2 separate regions of the Homo sapiens genome follow, and region 2 is linked to region 1. Evidence: read pairs that join two places in POLR2A ChIA-PET (ENCODE). Cell type or tissue: PC-9. All regions are shown on one strand. Each heading gives the region's core, and the rest is flanking DNA. Links, peaks and the distances in the headings are about the cores only.

Region 1 (8,340 bases), core at 95-8,094:
CTACAAATACCCATCTCTTTCAAGCCTTACTTACCTGTATTTGAAGTGAATGAAAAATTGAAAAACAAAAACCCAAGTGGACCAAAAAATAAACAAACAAAAGCCAGCCAGGAAGAAATGAAGAGTATTGATTAAATTCAGCAAATAAATGGAAGAAAAAAAAAATCTCAAAATAAAGACTCATTTACAAGGTGGCTTTAGGAAAAGAGATTCAAATTAAAATTTAACAAGAAACATTGAAGAAAACTGGAAAATAACCAAAATAATTAAAATTTATAGTAATTTTTTTCTAGAAAATCATGAGGACACCTAAAGTATAAATTAGATATGGCTCAGCACTGTCTAGTTTACAATTTACCTTATGAAGTCAACTTATTGCTCTAAGTATTTGGGTCCAAGCATCTGGGACCAGCTTGTTACCATCTCTGACTATTGGAAAACCTTTTGCCAATTGCTTCCCCTCTGCTTCCTTTTCTAGTCCCGTCTGAACTGTCTTGTCTGGCCCTGTTTCCACCCAGGAAGCCGCAGATCCTGACTCCTTGTGTTTGTTTCTCTGCCCAGATGAGAAACACCCATCACCTCTGACTTTCCAAGGAGCAAATCACGCTCCGTGCCGGGCTCCCCCAACAACACCACTCCCTCTTCCCTTGCGATCTCCAGGTCCTCCTTTGACACTTCACTTCTCCTGAGAATCATACTGCTTCTGTTTCTACTCTGCATGCCAGAAGTTATTGCTTTCATCTATTCAATAAAGATTTATTTTAAGCAATTAAGTACCTGATATGTTTTTTTTTCCACCAGGGAACTTTGTACAATTTTATGTTTTTAAAAATTATTTCCAGAGGGATCTGAACAATTACAAATGGAGGCTTCAGTATGAGTACCTTAAATAAATATCACCTATTATTCAGAGACAAGGAGAGGATGGGAAAGGCACATTCCCTCTCTGGTCCTGGGGAGTTGAGGCCGCATAGAGGGGTCTCCTCTAAGCAGTCTGGAACATTGTTTATAACTCCTGATTGGCCCTGTTCTTGATCATGCCTTTCCTGGACTCCACAGCACTGTGGGACTAATGTAGAAAGGCTCTGTTCAACCAATAAGAAAAAAGACATTTTGTGTCATGCCTGGCAAGAACCTGCCTCCCCACTTTATCCTGAAGTGAGGCTTGTCTGGGAGACCTGGGCTCACTAAAAGGACTCAGAAATACATAAGCTGTCGAAGGTGTGAAAATGAATGTCATATGACGGAAAAGTTTTCAAAATATTAAAAACTTCAGGAAGGGGAAGAGGAACAAGACTATAGAAGAAAACGAAATCTCAAAATAAGAGTGTGGATTTTGTGTGATGTTTGAATTAGAGCTAGAGGAAGAGTAGAGAGGAGAGAGTTATTGGTTTTCCTCTCAGCAACTTTTTTTAAGGCACTTACAAAACTCAGATGTTGATTTATTTTTTTTTTCCTTTTCAGTAACCTTGTCTGATGAAGTCTTCATCTAACCATTCTCTGCCCCTTCAAATGAGATCATTGTTTTCGTAACATGTTTTGGGGTGGAAAAGAGTTTGGTGAATTTGTTCCAGAATAGATAGTGTCAACTCAACTGAGGTTTATTCTTTGATTACAAAAGATTTCCCTTCCTAAAATGCCAACCATGTCACCATTCTGCCACATCCCTCTACTCTTCTCTCCTCTCCTTAAACCAGATGCAGTGTCCTTTGACTAGAGTGGGGAGGAGGCGAGCTGACTCCACATTTCCACCCAAGTGGGACTGTGATGAGCATTGGAATGACCTGTTCAGGATGTCACTGCTTACTGTCTCTGGCTTTTGGCAGAAAGAGGAAGGAGCAAGAAACAATTCCAGAGAAAAGGATAAATTAAGAGGCCAAATAACCTTCACGATTGTTTTTTAATTAAAATTGATGTTCACACAAATGTCAGTCAGCTCTGTAAGTACTAATTCTAGAGAAATACTAATTAGTAAATTTTAACAATTGAAGGCCATATTAATATTCATTTTTGTAGATACACAAAATACCACTTACCCCAGTTTCCCCTTGAATCCCAATAACACTGCACTCTGTGATTATGGAAAATTGCACCACTTGAGTTCTGACTTTTGAAATTACCTATGTTTTTAAATATAAAATGAGCTGATTCTTAAAATTCAGAAGTGAATGGCTTTCAGGCTGTCACACACCTTGAGAATATCAGGGTTTGGGGGGCAATTCTGTGCATGTCCCCGCTCCCTTCAGATCTTGCCATCTGCCCCACGCACACCATCGCCCACCCCTACTCTCTCCTACTGCCTCTGGATGAAGCCTGCCTGTTGTTCACACGTTTTATGCTGTGTTATATAGAAGAGTGCTTAACAGCCTCTTAGCTCCATATGACATTGGGCAAATCACTCAATCTCTGTGCTGTATTCGCCCCATCTTTAATATAAGAGATCATTTAGAACTTATCTCATAAGGATATAAGGAATAAAATAAATTAAGATGCATACAGTGCCTAGAACAGTTTAGCAATGTAGTGTGAATGTTAAATATTATCTTCCAATCCTTGTGTTTATACTATTCATCTGTGAGCCCCTCCAGGATTGTTCTCTCTGATAATTTAATCCTCCCTGTCCTGTCAATTCAGACGAATTTCTTCCTCATGTGAAATCATTACCGGTACCTTGTACTTAAAACATAATATATTCCATGTGTTATTTATTTTTTCTTATGAACCTTTTTTCCTGTCTCAGTTAGACTGATCTCACAGACAGTAATGCTCTTCACACATTTTTTTTTTCTGTGTCCTGTTGAGTGCTTTGCACACAATAGATCCTCAAGCAAATTTTTGTTATTGAGACTATTGAAGATAGCAACTATGTAGAATCCGGAAAGAAAAGCATGGCAAAAAATAAAGTATTTTGGTATGATGTGTTGGTTCCTGTTCTTACACTGAAGAATCCAGTGCAAGAATCTATGCAAGCAAGAAGGCAAAATTTTCATCTTGTCTGGATGGGTGAGCCTGAAACAAATAACTTCCTTTGTGGATACGATGTGGGTTTTATTTGAAATGTCTCTACAAACCACACAAGAATTTTTATCTTTCTGAAAATTGGTCTGCTAGGGAAAGATACTGACATCTTTCAGTCAATGCAGTTTTCACCCTGTTCAGCACTTCTCCCACAATAGTGGGCAGTCCCTCTGCAGAAATCTCTGCGGAGCTTTGGCCTAAGGGTAGCTCAGCACTCTGACACCACATGTAATTATCTAGAATGCAGGGACTCTGCATAGACCCATATGACTGGTGTTCCTGGTGGGATTCTGGTAGTAAGATGGATGCACAAAGGTAACTGCTAGGGAGTGGAGGGCAGAGAGAGACATGCATAATGATAACTTTACACCTCTACTACTTAGGGGGAAGAGCCTGTTCAATCTGACTTAGTTTAGAGGATGTGGGTTTGTCTTGTGAAAAACTGAATGGTAAGAGTTTGCTCTAAGTCTGATCTTAGCACTTGAAAAACAAATGTCAAATTGCTGTCTATTGAATTAAGAAATTAGCGAATGAGTGAGTGGCCTGAGGAGATCTGGGTGGTTCTAGACCTTCAACTCTGAAAGATGTGAAAAAGACTAGGTTGGCCTGTGTTTCTGTTTCTGTGGCTCAAGCCACACCTGAGATGTCTACTGAGTTATGAAATAAAATGGTGTCATGAACTATTGCAATTTTTCTACCCAAGGCCCTAAGCCTTACACAATCCTCTAATCCATTCTTAAAGTTATCTAAGACACAAATGTGATCATGTTACAGACACTCCTTCAATGGCTTTTTTTTTTTTTGCTACACTTGGAAAAAGTCCAAAGTCCTTAGCATAGCGTGCAAAGTTCTCCGTGTTCTGCCTTCTGCCTTTTCTCCCCATCATGTCTCTTATGTCTCCTCCATTCAGTATTCAAAATTCCATATCTTACACCCTGACTATGGAAAGAATTTACTGTTCTGCAATGTGCCAGATTCTCTTAAGCCTTCCTGCCTTTGCATTCCTTTGCCAGGAATGACCACCAGCTTTTTCTGCCTGGCTAATGTCCACTAATTCCCCAAACATTAGCTCACGAGTTTCCTCCTATGTGGCACTTTCTCTGATTCCCTCCAGGAAGAGTTAGGTGTTCTCTTTTCTCTGTTCTCCCAGCAATCTTTGACCGTCTTTTTTGTTACATACTTGTCTTTCCCTCCAGACTGTGACCTAATTTAGGGCAAATATTCCATTGTACCACAGAGCATAATTTTGGTAGATAGCTATTGTTGTCCATAAATGTAATTATGAATTATAATACAGCATAATGATTATATTACACATGTTGAAGTTAGTCGAGCCTGTGTTTGCATCATAGAACCTCCATTTTTCGGAACTGTGCCAGTTTTGTAACCTCTCTAAGTTTCAATTTGTTCATCTGTAAAGTGGAGACAATAATCATGTCTTCCTCATAGCCTTGTGTGAGTATTAAGTAAGACAGTGACTGTGAATGTTTCAGCCCAGTGCCTTGAACACAGTGTGTATTCCATTTTGTAGCAGCAGGCCCAGCTGAAGATAGAATTTGTTTTTGTTTTCTCTACTTCAAAAAGAAAGGAGTGGCTGGGCGTGGTGGCTCATGCCTGTAATCCCAGCACTTTGGGAGGCCAAGGTGGGTAGATTGCTCGAGGTCAAGAGTTCAAGACCAGCCTGACCAACATGGTGAGGCATGTCTCTACTAAAAATACAAAATTAGCCAACTGAACCCAGGAGGTGGAGGTTGCAGTGAGCTGAGATCGTGCCACTGCACTCTAGCCTGGGTGACATAGCAAGACTCCGTCTCAAAAAAAAGAAAAAAAAAACTATACAAAAATTGTATTATAATAGTTTATGACACTGTTTTATTCCATAACTCAGTAGACATCCCAGGTGTGGCTTGAGCCACTGAAACAGATACACAGACCAACCTAGTCTTTTTCACATATACTACACTGATGTCAATTTTTCTTGCAAGTGAATTGCAAGGCGTTGTACTTTTATGGTTTTGTGTTCGTTTGTCTGTGGTTTTTTTTGTTTTGTTTTGTTTTTTGTCTTGCTCTGTCTCCAGGCTGGAGTGCAGTGGCGTGATCTCAGCTCACTGCAACCTGTCTCCCGGGTTCAAGCGACTCCCCTGCCTCAGCCTTTAATTGAGTAGCTGGGACTACAGGCACACGCCACCATGCCCGGCTAATCTTTTGTATTTTAGTAGAGACAGGGTTTCACCATGTTGGCCAGATTCACAACTTATACTCAGAAGGCTGGAATTCTAAGCAATGTTATTCAACATGTGACCCAAGAACTGGTGCTGCAGTCTGTGACAAGATAAGGACAGGTATTGACAGGAATATTTAGAAACTTTCGTAGCAGTTTGGTGTTTCTGTGACATCTAGGCATGTGCTTGCTTTTCTGGCAATTATTTTTATTGTGTTGTACGAAAGAACTAGTCTGCAACCAAATGTACATAAAACAAAAACAAAACTAGAACTTCACCATACACAATTTGAGAAGCATTGGCTGAAAGTACTTAAAAACCAACTAGTTCAGTCTTTTTCATATTGGACTTAAGACTACCAACACCCAGAGAGGTAAAGCAAGAAAATAAGGAACCAGACCTAAAACCCAGGCATACCAATTCCTGTTCCAATGCACTTTCTCAAAGACTCTCAATCCTGAAACTAGAATTACAAATTGTCATCTGGGTTAGAATATCCAGGTCTACTACTTCCTTTCCTCCTCTCTTCTGCAGCTTGTACTTGAGGGCCATTTTCATGCTCACAAATATCTCTGCTAGCAGGGGATTCCAATGTATCTTGGAAGGAGGTTAGAGAATGACCCACATTGTGGACTCCTTGGTCTCTGTGTTTTTCTGTTCTGCCAAGTAAGGTGGCTAGGCATCAGACATCATGTACTCATACATGGTATGGACAAGTGCCTAATCTCAGGAGCCCTGCCTGCCTAGACATATATGCACCATTATTAGTCTGTCTGTAGCCAAGGATCCCAAATTCCTATTACTAGAGCATTGAAAAGCACCCCTTTACCCTTTACCGTAATATGGAATTCAGTTTGTTACATTTCTCTCTTTCCTTGGAAATCTGAGGTCTCTCTTTACCTGAAGATGGCTCATTATTTACTGAGTCCCATTGCCCATCAGGAAAAGCAAACACAACTCCTTCGTAGATATGGAAAAAGAGAAGGATGGTCAATGGGGGACTGAAAAGGGGCTTGCAAACATTAGTCCCCAGAGATAATTATATGGGAAAGGATCCAGGAGGCCAGATTCCCACAACAGTAAGACAACCCAGTCCAAACCATTTGCATTCAGATCTGAGTCTTTCTGAGAAAGGGCATGTTTTCCTTTTAGCCTGTCTCTTCCCATTAGTATTCCCACAGTTTCCTCTTAAATATTCTCTTGGAAAATCCCAACTGCTCTCAGCTTATCAAAGGGAGAAATGAAAACTTAACCTAAGATGGCTAGGCGAGGTGGCTCACACCTGTAATCCCAGCACTTTGGGAGGCCAAGATGTGTGGATCACGAGGTCAGGAGATCGAGACCATCCTGGCTAACACGGTGAAACCCCCGTCTCTACTAAAAAAAATACAAAAAAATTAGCCAGGCGTGGTGGCAGGCGCCTGTAGTCCCAGCTACTCGGGAAGCTGAGGCAGGAGAATGGCGTGAACCTGGGAGGCAGAGCTTGCAGTGAGCCAAGATCGCGCCACTGCACTCCAGCCTGGACGACAGAGTGAGACTCTGACTCAAAAAAAAAAAAAAAAACTTAACCTAAGACAAGATACCTATGAGGATCTGAAGGTACTTGGGGCCAGGGGATGGTGGCCACATGCATCTGGGGAGATAAAAGAGAAGGAGAGGAAACCATGGGATGACTGAGTGTGGATCCCTTTCTGACTGGCATTTCTTCAGAAAAGATCCTCTTTCCTTGTCCTATAGTCCCTCGTTTGCATTAGACAACCAAAGGCAGAGGCACGCTCTCCAGAAGTCCTCAACACTTAGGGGAATGGGAAGAAAGACCCTTAAAGACCTGAGGCTTCATGAGCACCATCGTGAAGATGGAGGAATCCTATTGGCTAACTGTCCCCTTGGAGTACACAAAGCACACAGGAATGGAGATTTTGAGGGCAGGGCAGAGCACCACAGTAGGGGCTAGGAATGCCTAAGGAAAGAAGGCCAGGAAGCTACGGATGAAGAGCTAGAACTGAGGGATCGACCCTGAGAGAGGAATTAGCTATAGAGGTTAACCCCCTCGTGATTTCCCCAGGATAGGTCGATGATGAAGTGATAATGTGATATAACCTTTGCATGGACCCCTTTAGGTACATACACTCTCTTCAAGTCTCTTGGGTCTGAATCAGTTTTTAGGAACTACTTTTAAATTGCAGAAATTTTATTTTTAATAAAAGCAAGAGTGCTGTGTGAGAAACAATATAAATTATCATTAAAAAATGAAATTATAGGGGCTACACCACCAAATAGCTCAGTGTTTCTAAATTTCCAGATATTAAGGAATTGTGAGATCTCAACTACTTGCTAATTGACAATTTATCTATTTATAAGGATCTTTAGTCTTCATTTTGTCAAATCCCAAATTTTGGAAAAATACTCTTCTTGGTATTTCAGGTTCTTTTGTAAGGATTTTGTGAGCTATTTATGTCTACCATCCCTCATTCAATACCAGTCAAACCCACTTATTGATTGTTGCTAACTTCCTAATTTTTCTTCTCTAGTATCTTTAGCATTATCTTAAAATTATGAGCATTCTTCTCAGCAATTCACAAAATTTCTAGAAGAATTTCTGATAATGGAGACATATATATATGTATATATATGTACGCATAAATGTGTAAACGTGTGTCTGCTGCTTCAATCCCCACAGAAACATCTTTATGCCAGGAAGATGGAGATTGAGAGATCATAGAGATTTCTAAGCATGCTTAGCCTGTACTCATGTGTTTCTTTCATTAGCAGTTTGTAGAAAACACTTTTGATGTGGCTAACTGAGCAAAGAAAACATGCAGTATTCTGTGCATGGTTGGTCATTGCAAGGTATTTCCTATAACTCACTGTTAGTTATTGAACTTGAGGAGTTAATATTCATTTACATGTTTGTATAAAATGGCCCTCACGGATTCTCTGGTTTATTTCTCATCAGTTAAAGGTGTCACTATTTTTCCCTTCGTGTTGTGCTTGTGGTTTTGTTTTGTCTATTCTCCTTCACTCATTCTGATTCATCTGCTTCATGTCAGAATAAGAAGAGAAGAGAAAAGAGAGAGAGAGAGATGGAGACACGTAGAGA
Region 2 (8,340 bases), core at 43-8,042, 110 kb before region 1:
AAAGCAAAAGCTAAATATATATTGGTTGAAATAATAAATTTGTTTATCCTCCAAAGTGTCTATCCTGTCCTGCACCCATGAGAAGAAGGAAATTTTAAATTCATCCTGCAATACATGTGCACACACATACACACATACATACTGTTTGGATCTTTCTTTGCAGGGGTAGAAGGCCAGATGCTTTTAGGTCCAGGCTGTTTTTGGTTCCAAGAGACTACTGGTGAACTGTAGAATAGTACATCATTTGCTTTATGGCTGAAGGTGAGTATATCCAAGGGAGAAGTTGAGGAGGGGAAATCTTGGGGTGAGATGATAGGCTATCTAAATATGTTATCTATCTTAAGGAGCTTGGCAGAAAGGGTGAGTCAGGGTATAGAGCCATTGGGATGGAGCGAGTCAGAGATAAAATAAGAAAATATGTTCTAAGTATAACATGGAAGAGTCAAATTTTGGAATCTCCCAGGCAGGGAGCAGCCATGGCTTTTAGAGGGTGCTCATGACCACAGTGGGTAAGGAGATAGTAAAGACATATATAACCATGTGATTATATATGTATATATATGTAAATGTATGTGTGTGTATATGTATCCACACGTATATAACCACACCAACTTGCTGTCTTTACTCTCTCCTTACCCACTGAGGCCATGAGTACCCTGTAAAAGGGGATAGACTTTACAAAATCTACCAGTCCACAAGATAAGGAATTTGTAATTATTTCTTAAGGTTTGAGTCCATTTGAAGAGTGGTTTGTGTCAAGCAATGAAAAAGCCAAATACGATGTAGTATAAATCAGGATCCAGAGAGGAAAGCTCAGTTCGTGCCAGGTGTCCAATAGAAATAATTTAATACAGGGCACGAGGTACAAAAAGACTGGAAGAGCTGAGAAGCCAAATAGGGCTTCTTAAAGATTAGCAGCTTAAAGATTAGTAACAGCAGGAAGCCACTACCACCCACAGGACTGAAGGGACAAAGAAAGGAGATAGTGTGTACCAGAGCTTGGAAGTCAGAGTCACCTGGAGCTGGATGTGTAACATGTGTAAGATGGCTGCTTGGTGGGAGCTGGGACCATGGAAAAGGGCCCATTGGCATTGGCTGGGATTATGGAGAAGACCATGTCAACACTGGAGATACTGCTGGAAGCAGAGGAAGGGAAGATAAATCCCCTGGCTTCTCCATTCCTCTTATTCCTCAATTTCCTCCTAGTGCTGCCAATGACCATATCTAGCTGGAGGCAGTTGGCAAGGGAGTTTGGAAATTTTATTTATAGGTAAGGGTCCAAAATAAATTTTGGAACAAGCAGGTAAATAACCTGTACAGTGAATTAAATAAAGAGAATTCTCTTGGTCTTTCCCTGAGCACCTGAGGTGGCTGGGACAGCTCCAGCTCTAATGTCCATGCGCAAGGTAGGAAGAAGAGGGAAAGGCTATGCCAATCATTTATGTCTCCATTTACCAGCAAAACTAATTTCTATTTTCCAGAATGTGCCCAGTTGACTTCTATTTAGTTCTCACTGGCCTGGACTGAGCAGCTGAGAAACGGGGAAAAGAATGGTCATAATTGGCTTAGTCCATTTATCCCCATCTGAAGTGGTGCACAATGTTATTATAACCAAAATAAAGGTTTCAGATGGTGAGTAAAAGTGGGAAGTGGAGAGTGAGTAGGTAGCTAAAGTGTCTGCCAAAGAATTAAATGTCTTCTGGACTTTCAATCTTTGCTGACTTACTTTGGACTTTAAAGCTTCTGAGCAGCTTGGTATCCTGGTCCTCACTGAATTTTAACTGTTGGCCCCTCCCTGTTAGATATTTCACTATTTGTTCATAACTTAGTTTGAATCACTAGCACTTGTCCTTAATACTCTGAACTTCCTTCTTTAGTCTATTGTCTCCCAGTTTTGATTACATAAGGACAAATTCAGTATCTACTATGTACCAGGCATTGTTCTAGGAAGGTGAGATACATCAGCGAACAAAACTGGCAAAAAAAATCCTTAACCTCTGTAGAGCTTACATTCTGGTGAACCGAGACAGACAATAAAAAGTAAATAGCATATTAGAAGGAAGTAAGTGCTATGGAAAAAAACAGAGTAAAGTGGTTGGGATGGGAAGTTTCAGGGTGGAGTGTTCTCAATTTAAAATAGGACACTCAGGGTAGGGCTCTTGGAAGCTGAAGCCTCATCTGACTACTATCTGCATGGTTCTATTTCTCACAGAAAAGGTCAGGCTGGCCTTTCTCATAGTTAGGGAACCTTCCACTTTTCCTGGCTCTAGGGAAAAGCCATGAAAGTTTTCTTGATTCAGTTTTTCTAGCTTTCAAAGAGTAATAATTATGTTATTTGAAGTTAGAATTTATATACTTATTTTGTTCCGGACTGCTGAAAAGAACATGTTAACAGCAAAATCATTCAAGATTTAAGAAAATAAATCTGCTTGCACCAGCAATTTTAAAGTTTGATTAGTTTCCATCAACATATCCCTTATCTAAACATTTCTGAATTAAATAGCTTTTAAAATAGATATGCTACTGTAAAATAAAAATATACTTGAAGAATTTCTAATCATTGACTTCACACTAATTTCATGCTTAACCATGTAATTCTTCTGATTTAAAATTTTGATCTTTTGAACACAGTTTCTTTTTCCCAAGAAGGGGGTGCTATATAAAGATAATTGCTTGGTTGCAAAGACCAAAGTGTTGCTGACCTTTTGCTTGAATATCCATCCCTTTCCTCTTATATTTCACCAGCTTTTAATATATTTCCATCCTTTTCCTCTTATATTTCACCATTAACTCCATCCCTTTCCTCTTATATTTCACCATTAACTCCAAATGAGCCAGGCCTCATCTTTCACCCTATTCCTATCCTAACCAGTAGCCACAATAAGTTCAGAGTGAGATTCCTCAGATACATCCTACCTGCTGTATCCTGAATAAACCAGCTTGACTTGCAGAATTTTAAGCAGGGTAGCCTGAGCTTGTGGGTAATCATTCTTTGAGAAGGTCAGGAGCAATTGTCACTTAAATCCAAAGCCTTACTGTTACCCCAATTTACATTTTCCTCTATTTATGGAATACTACCTCATTTTCATCACTTTCCTAGAACCTATTAGAAATATGTTTTCTTCTATGACCCTAATAGTAACTCAGGAATACTTATATGTTTTGACATAATCTGGAATTTGTGTTTAGAGATTAAAATCTAAGATAATCCAATTCTGTTATATTATTTTAGTGCTGAATTATGTTTTTTAAAATTGTAGACAAAGTCTTCAGTAATCTCTATGCTGATGATTAAAGAAAACATTGCTATTTTCATAGGTCATAGAGAGGATAACTGAGGAATTCATTGGCAAGCTTGTGGGTGTTGCTTTTTACAGTAATTTATTGTGAAATATAGGTGAGTCATTACCATATTACTGCTACAAAACTGCAATAACCTCAAAAAATTTTTATAAAACATTTCAAATTGGGGTAGAAAAAGAACTTCTGAAGAAGAAAAGAGACATATAAATCAAACGTGTCCACGTGTAGTACTATGTGGTGGCGGGGGGATCCTGATATATCTTTAATCCCTCTTGGAATGTATTGAGTGTATAGAATGTAGAATATCTTTGTTTTAGTCTGTGTATTCTTAACATACCACTACCACCTGACTGAGACCAGCGTTTGCTCTAATACTTACTATGCAACCGTAACACTGGCATTGCAGTGATTCATCATATGGAATTGTAGGCAGAGAAAAGCTATTAGCCAGCCCATGCAATAATTGAACCCTTGAAAGAAAGTTTATTGACAGATTACTGTGCCTACTTTGCAAGGCACTGGGGATGCAGAGATGAATAAGCACAGTTTTTATTTTCAAGAAATTTATAGTACAATCCAGGGCAGATATGACTCTTTTTTTCTTTCCAAGCCTGGATGCTCAGTGGACACACTTTTTCACACAGCGATCTAGGAAGCCATCACATTTCCAGCCCCATCTCCATGATCCTCTGGGTTCAGCCATATTATCTTCAGATCCTTGAACCTGTCCTACACTTTAGCCTTTGAGCTATTGAACTTGCCATTCCTTCCTCCAAAATCACTGCCCTGCCCACACCCACAGACCTCTTCTTTGCTTGGTTCACTTCTACTGGTCCTTTGCATCTGGATTTAGCTCTCACTTCCTCTAGGAAGTCTTTTCTGCCCCACTCTGCCTCCCCCTGCCCTCCTAAGTGTTCCCACTTCCCCATCCCAGTATTTATCACATCTTCCTGAAATTGCCTTTTTACTGAATTCTGTCTCTCACTAGGCAATAGTCTCCATGACCATAGGGACAGAGTCTTGTTCACAACTGTATCTCCAGGAAGGATGAGCATGCCTGTTTCATAGTAGACGGTCCATAAATGTTTTTGAGTGAAGAATCTGGCGCAGTTTTTAGAGCTGGGGGTCAAAGTCAGAGACAGATTAGAGGCCAGAGTGATTGGGTCCAGGACTTAGATAGGTGGGCAAGATTGGGTAAACTTCTCTTCTTGGGCCTGTCTATTCTGGGGCAGGGAAAACCTTTGGATGGGTTTAGGGGCCTCACTTGGAGGGCCACAGAGGCTTGAATCCAGCAGGGCATGGTTCCAGAAGGTAGAGAAAAGGACACTCATTAATACCAATTTGACACCAAATTGGAGAGACAAACCCCCAGCAGATGCCCTCCTCTGGATGCCATAGGGTCTAGCTTGAGCCCTGCTGCCTGTACGCAGGAGTGGGAGGAGGAGATGGGGATGGAATATGCTGTAAAGGGAGAAAACATGGGTAAGGGGAAACTGTAACAGAGTTCCTTCTAGACCCAGATCTCAAGCCTTTACTTCTTTTATTCCTTGTTATTTTACTCATCTCAGCACCCCCCACTGCCTGCACACCAGATCCCTGTCCCTAAACCCAGCACCACTGTCACCTTTCAACCTGTCTCTTCCACTCTTCCATCAGATGCTCCTTGTTTAAATCATCCTTGCCTTTGCAACATCAGTCCCTGCCTTCTCTAAGGGGTTCATTGTAAGCATCATTGTTTCTTAGGCTGACCCACTTTCTAACCCTGGTCTTCACAGGACCTTGATCTCTCTCTCTCTTGAGCCAGCTGTTGGCCCAGGCTTCAGGCCCCTCGGATTCCCATCCTGCCACACATCAGACTAATGCTTCAACCGTAGCTTAACCACCCTCCAGCTGAGATGTTTGTATCAGATTTCAACATTTCTTTAATTTTTTTTTTTTTGAGACAGAGTTTTGCTCTTTTTGCCCAGGCTGGAGTGCAATGGTGCCATCTCGGCTCACTGCAACCTCTGCCTCCCCAGTTCAAACAATCATCCTGCCTCAGCCTCCTGAGTAGCTGGGACTACCACCACCACGCCCAGCTAATTTTTTTGTATTTTTAGTAGACGCAGGGCTTCACCATGTTGGCCAGACTGGTCTTGAACTCCTGACCTCGTGATCCGCCCACCCTCACCTCCCAAAGTGCTAGGATTACAGGTGTGAGCCACTGCGCCTGGCCCATTTCTTTAATTTTAATCAATATTTACCTTATGGTATCAATGGCCATGTGGGAAAGTGAGAGTGGTCTCAAGCCTTAGTGAGATCTGAGAACTAAGTGAGGAGCCCTGTCCTTCACTGACTTCTCACTCATCAACAAATATCTGTTGCTAGATGTCAGCTTATTGCTGTACCGAAAAAATTACATGGAATAAAAAGTAATGAAAAATAAACAATATTTTAAATTGGTGATCTATTGCTATGCCAATATAAATCTTTTTTCACTATCTTCTCTAGCATCCAAAAATTTGAATACTTAGCAGACAGGTCTGAGACCAGAGTGTGAAAGCCTAGAGTCCATCAGCATCACGTGATTGTTGCTTCACTAGGCAGGAAGCTGCTTGCTCATCACCTGATTCAGAGTTTCTTTCTCTGCTTCTCATCCCTGGGGGCTACAAACCTTCATATATCCAAGTGTCAATTTCACTTCCTAGCAGCTTCAGCACAATTGGGAGCCAGAGCGTTACCTTTTAGAAGGGGAGGATGACCAAGTAAGAAACAGCTCACCAGTGGGTGAGGCAATGGGTGAATTGCATGGCTTCTGCCTTTGAAGTTTAATGAACTCTTATGAGACAGACATACACAGAGGAAACAAAATTTTACTGACTTGCCTCTCATAAAACGGAGTATGATGTGGATGCCAGACTGGATTTAGATGGTACACTTACATGAGCCTCCGCATCTCTCCCGGAGCTATATTCATCATCCCCAGGGAGCCTGAGACACACATCTCCTGCTTCACCTACCAAAGAATTATCAGATGTCCAAGTTCTTCAGTGACTACTGCTTAGATCTTTTACACTCTCTGGTACTAACAGGCATTGAGCCCAGAGCCCTCCAAGGTAACTGTTGATAGTGCATGGTCTTCCAGAGAAAATGTGGGCTTAATTCTAAAGAATGAGTTAAATAGTGGCATTTCTGGTATTCCAGGCTGTGGAGAGATCTTTGACAATAGAATAATTTTCTGGAATAAGGGACATTCAGTGCCCCTGACCCATCAAGTTGCATCATCATCTTCCAGCTTCTCCAGGGCCTTGAGCCACTGAAGGGCTGTCCTCCCTTCGTGGTTCTCTGCCTTTTGTCCTGGGCTGACATCATCCATCAGTGACAATGCTTCCCAGAGGCAGGGATTTTACCCACAGGGAATGAACTAGAGGTCCACATCCTTCTAGAGTGTGGAGGTCAGAAGCCCCTGGGGAGGCACGTTGAAGCTCTCCTCCCCATTAGGGTGATTCTGATTCCCCCTTGTTTCATAATCCCCACAGGGCTTAGGGCTCTAGAGTGCAGAATAGCACAGACTGCTAAATCAGCCACGTGTCTTAGAGCTGTTTCTCCATCCAACTTGGACAGAAGTCTCTCAGACAGATGATGTCAGTGCAACTGGAGGGGAGATGTTAAAAATCTGTGCTCTCTCTGGCTGCAAAAACCTTTCCCGGAATGCTCAGGACCTGATGGTGGGATTGTAGACTGGGGTAGTCATTCTGGAGAGCAATTTGGCAGTACATGGTGAAATGAAGTGTGTCTACACCCTGTGACCCAACCACCCCTTTCTAGAGCCTACACCCCAGACAAACCCAGGCATGGACCCATAAAAGGATGTGTATGAGGGTGTTCATTGCGGCACTGGGTGTGGGAATAAAAACGATGATACAGATGCTGATGGCTAACACTTGCTAGATGCTTATGTGTGCTAAACACTTTACATCTTCTCAATACTCTTACTATCTCCACTTTAGAAATGAGAAAACTGAGGCATGGGAGGTGTAGCAAATGGGCTAAGTTCGCACAGCTGGTGAATAGGGTGTCATGCCAGGCAGCCTGCTTCCTGTGGATGAAGCCTTAACCATTAGGCTTGATGCTCTACCTCTGTGTCCACCGCTGGGGAATGGGTAGGTAAATAGGGAACAGTGTGCGTCAAGCTCTGGACAACTCTAAAAGCATAATGCTGAGTGAAAAAGGAAGAGAAAGAATGAGCTTTATAGTTACTACCATTTATATATAGAGAATAGACAGAGATAATGCAACATCATAAAATTTCAAATGTATTGCTATATACACACACCCAAGAACACTCAGTGAGCACGTATTGCGGGGAGGTTGGGGGCAAGTAGAAGTCAGGGATGACTCACATAAAACAAAAAAGAGCAAACAAAACGAGAAAGAGCCTTGCCCAGAGTGATGATGACTGGACACCATGAATTAATGATGTGCTTAATTCTGCTCTCTCCTCCTGATGTTCATATCCTGCACCCCACAATAATTTTTTTTATGAAACTAGATTTAAAGCTTCATTTCTACTTTAGGGAGGATCAGAGAAGGCACATTCATTCTCTTTCTCTTGAGGACTCCATTCAGTGAGCAGCAGAGTCCTGCAATAGGTGTACATTCTAGTTAGTGTTTTATTCCACCTCATGATATAAGCTCATTTCCTTCCATTTCACAGATGTGCAGAGAAGCAGGTCAGAGAGGAAGCAACTCTGCAAGTTATCAGCTGATCTTGCACTTGACTCAGGTCCTGGCACAGAGGTTTAGCCCTGTGGTTTACAGAACACCTCTATTAATTGTCCTGGCAACCACTGGTTTTATTTGTAGAAATAGCCACCTGTGGCTGGGCGTGGTGGCTCACGCTTGTAATCCCAGCACTTTCCGAGGCCGAGGTGGGTGGATCACGAGGTCAGGAGTTCAAGAACAGTGGCAAACACAGTGAAAACCTGTCTCTACTAAAAATACAAAAATTAGATGAGCGTGGTGGCGGGTGCCTGTAATTCCAGCTACTCAGGAGGC

Evidence for each region. Peaks named below come from ENCODE experiments on the same cell type or tissue, not always from the same donor. Only the 100,000 strongest peaks of a DNase experiment are listed, where the experiment ranks them.
Region 2: POLR2A ChIA-PET joins it to region 1 with 17 read pairs; 3 of 35 experiments call an interaction of 5 or more read pairs at or near these places.

What each region holds. Positions count from the first base shown.
Region 1 is chr3:112,667,764-112,676,103 of GRCh38, reverse strand. No RefSeq gene overlaps it. Among named protein-coding and RNA genes, the nearest start is that of CCDC80, 31 kb to the right of the region's middle. In PC-9, for the core only: no CTCF peak of the experiment used is centred there; a DNase peak (open chromatin) is centred at 4,033; H3K4me3 peaks cover 1,239 bases; H3K27ac peaks cover 4,894 bases.
Region 2 is chr3:112,773,829-112,782,168 of GRCh38, reverse strand. No RefSeq gene overlaps it. Among named protein-coding and RNA genes, the nearest start is that of CD200R1L-AS1, 24 kb to the left of the region's middle. In PC-9, for the core only: no CTCF peak of the experiment used is centred there; DNase peaks (open chromatin) are centred at 1,978, 3,368, 3,678 and 7,688; H3K4me3 peaks cover 366 bases; H3K27ac peaks cover 6,832 bases.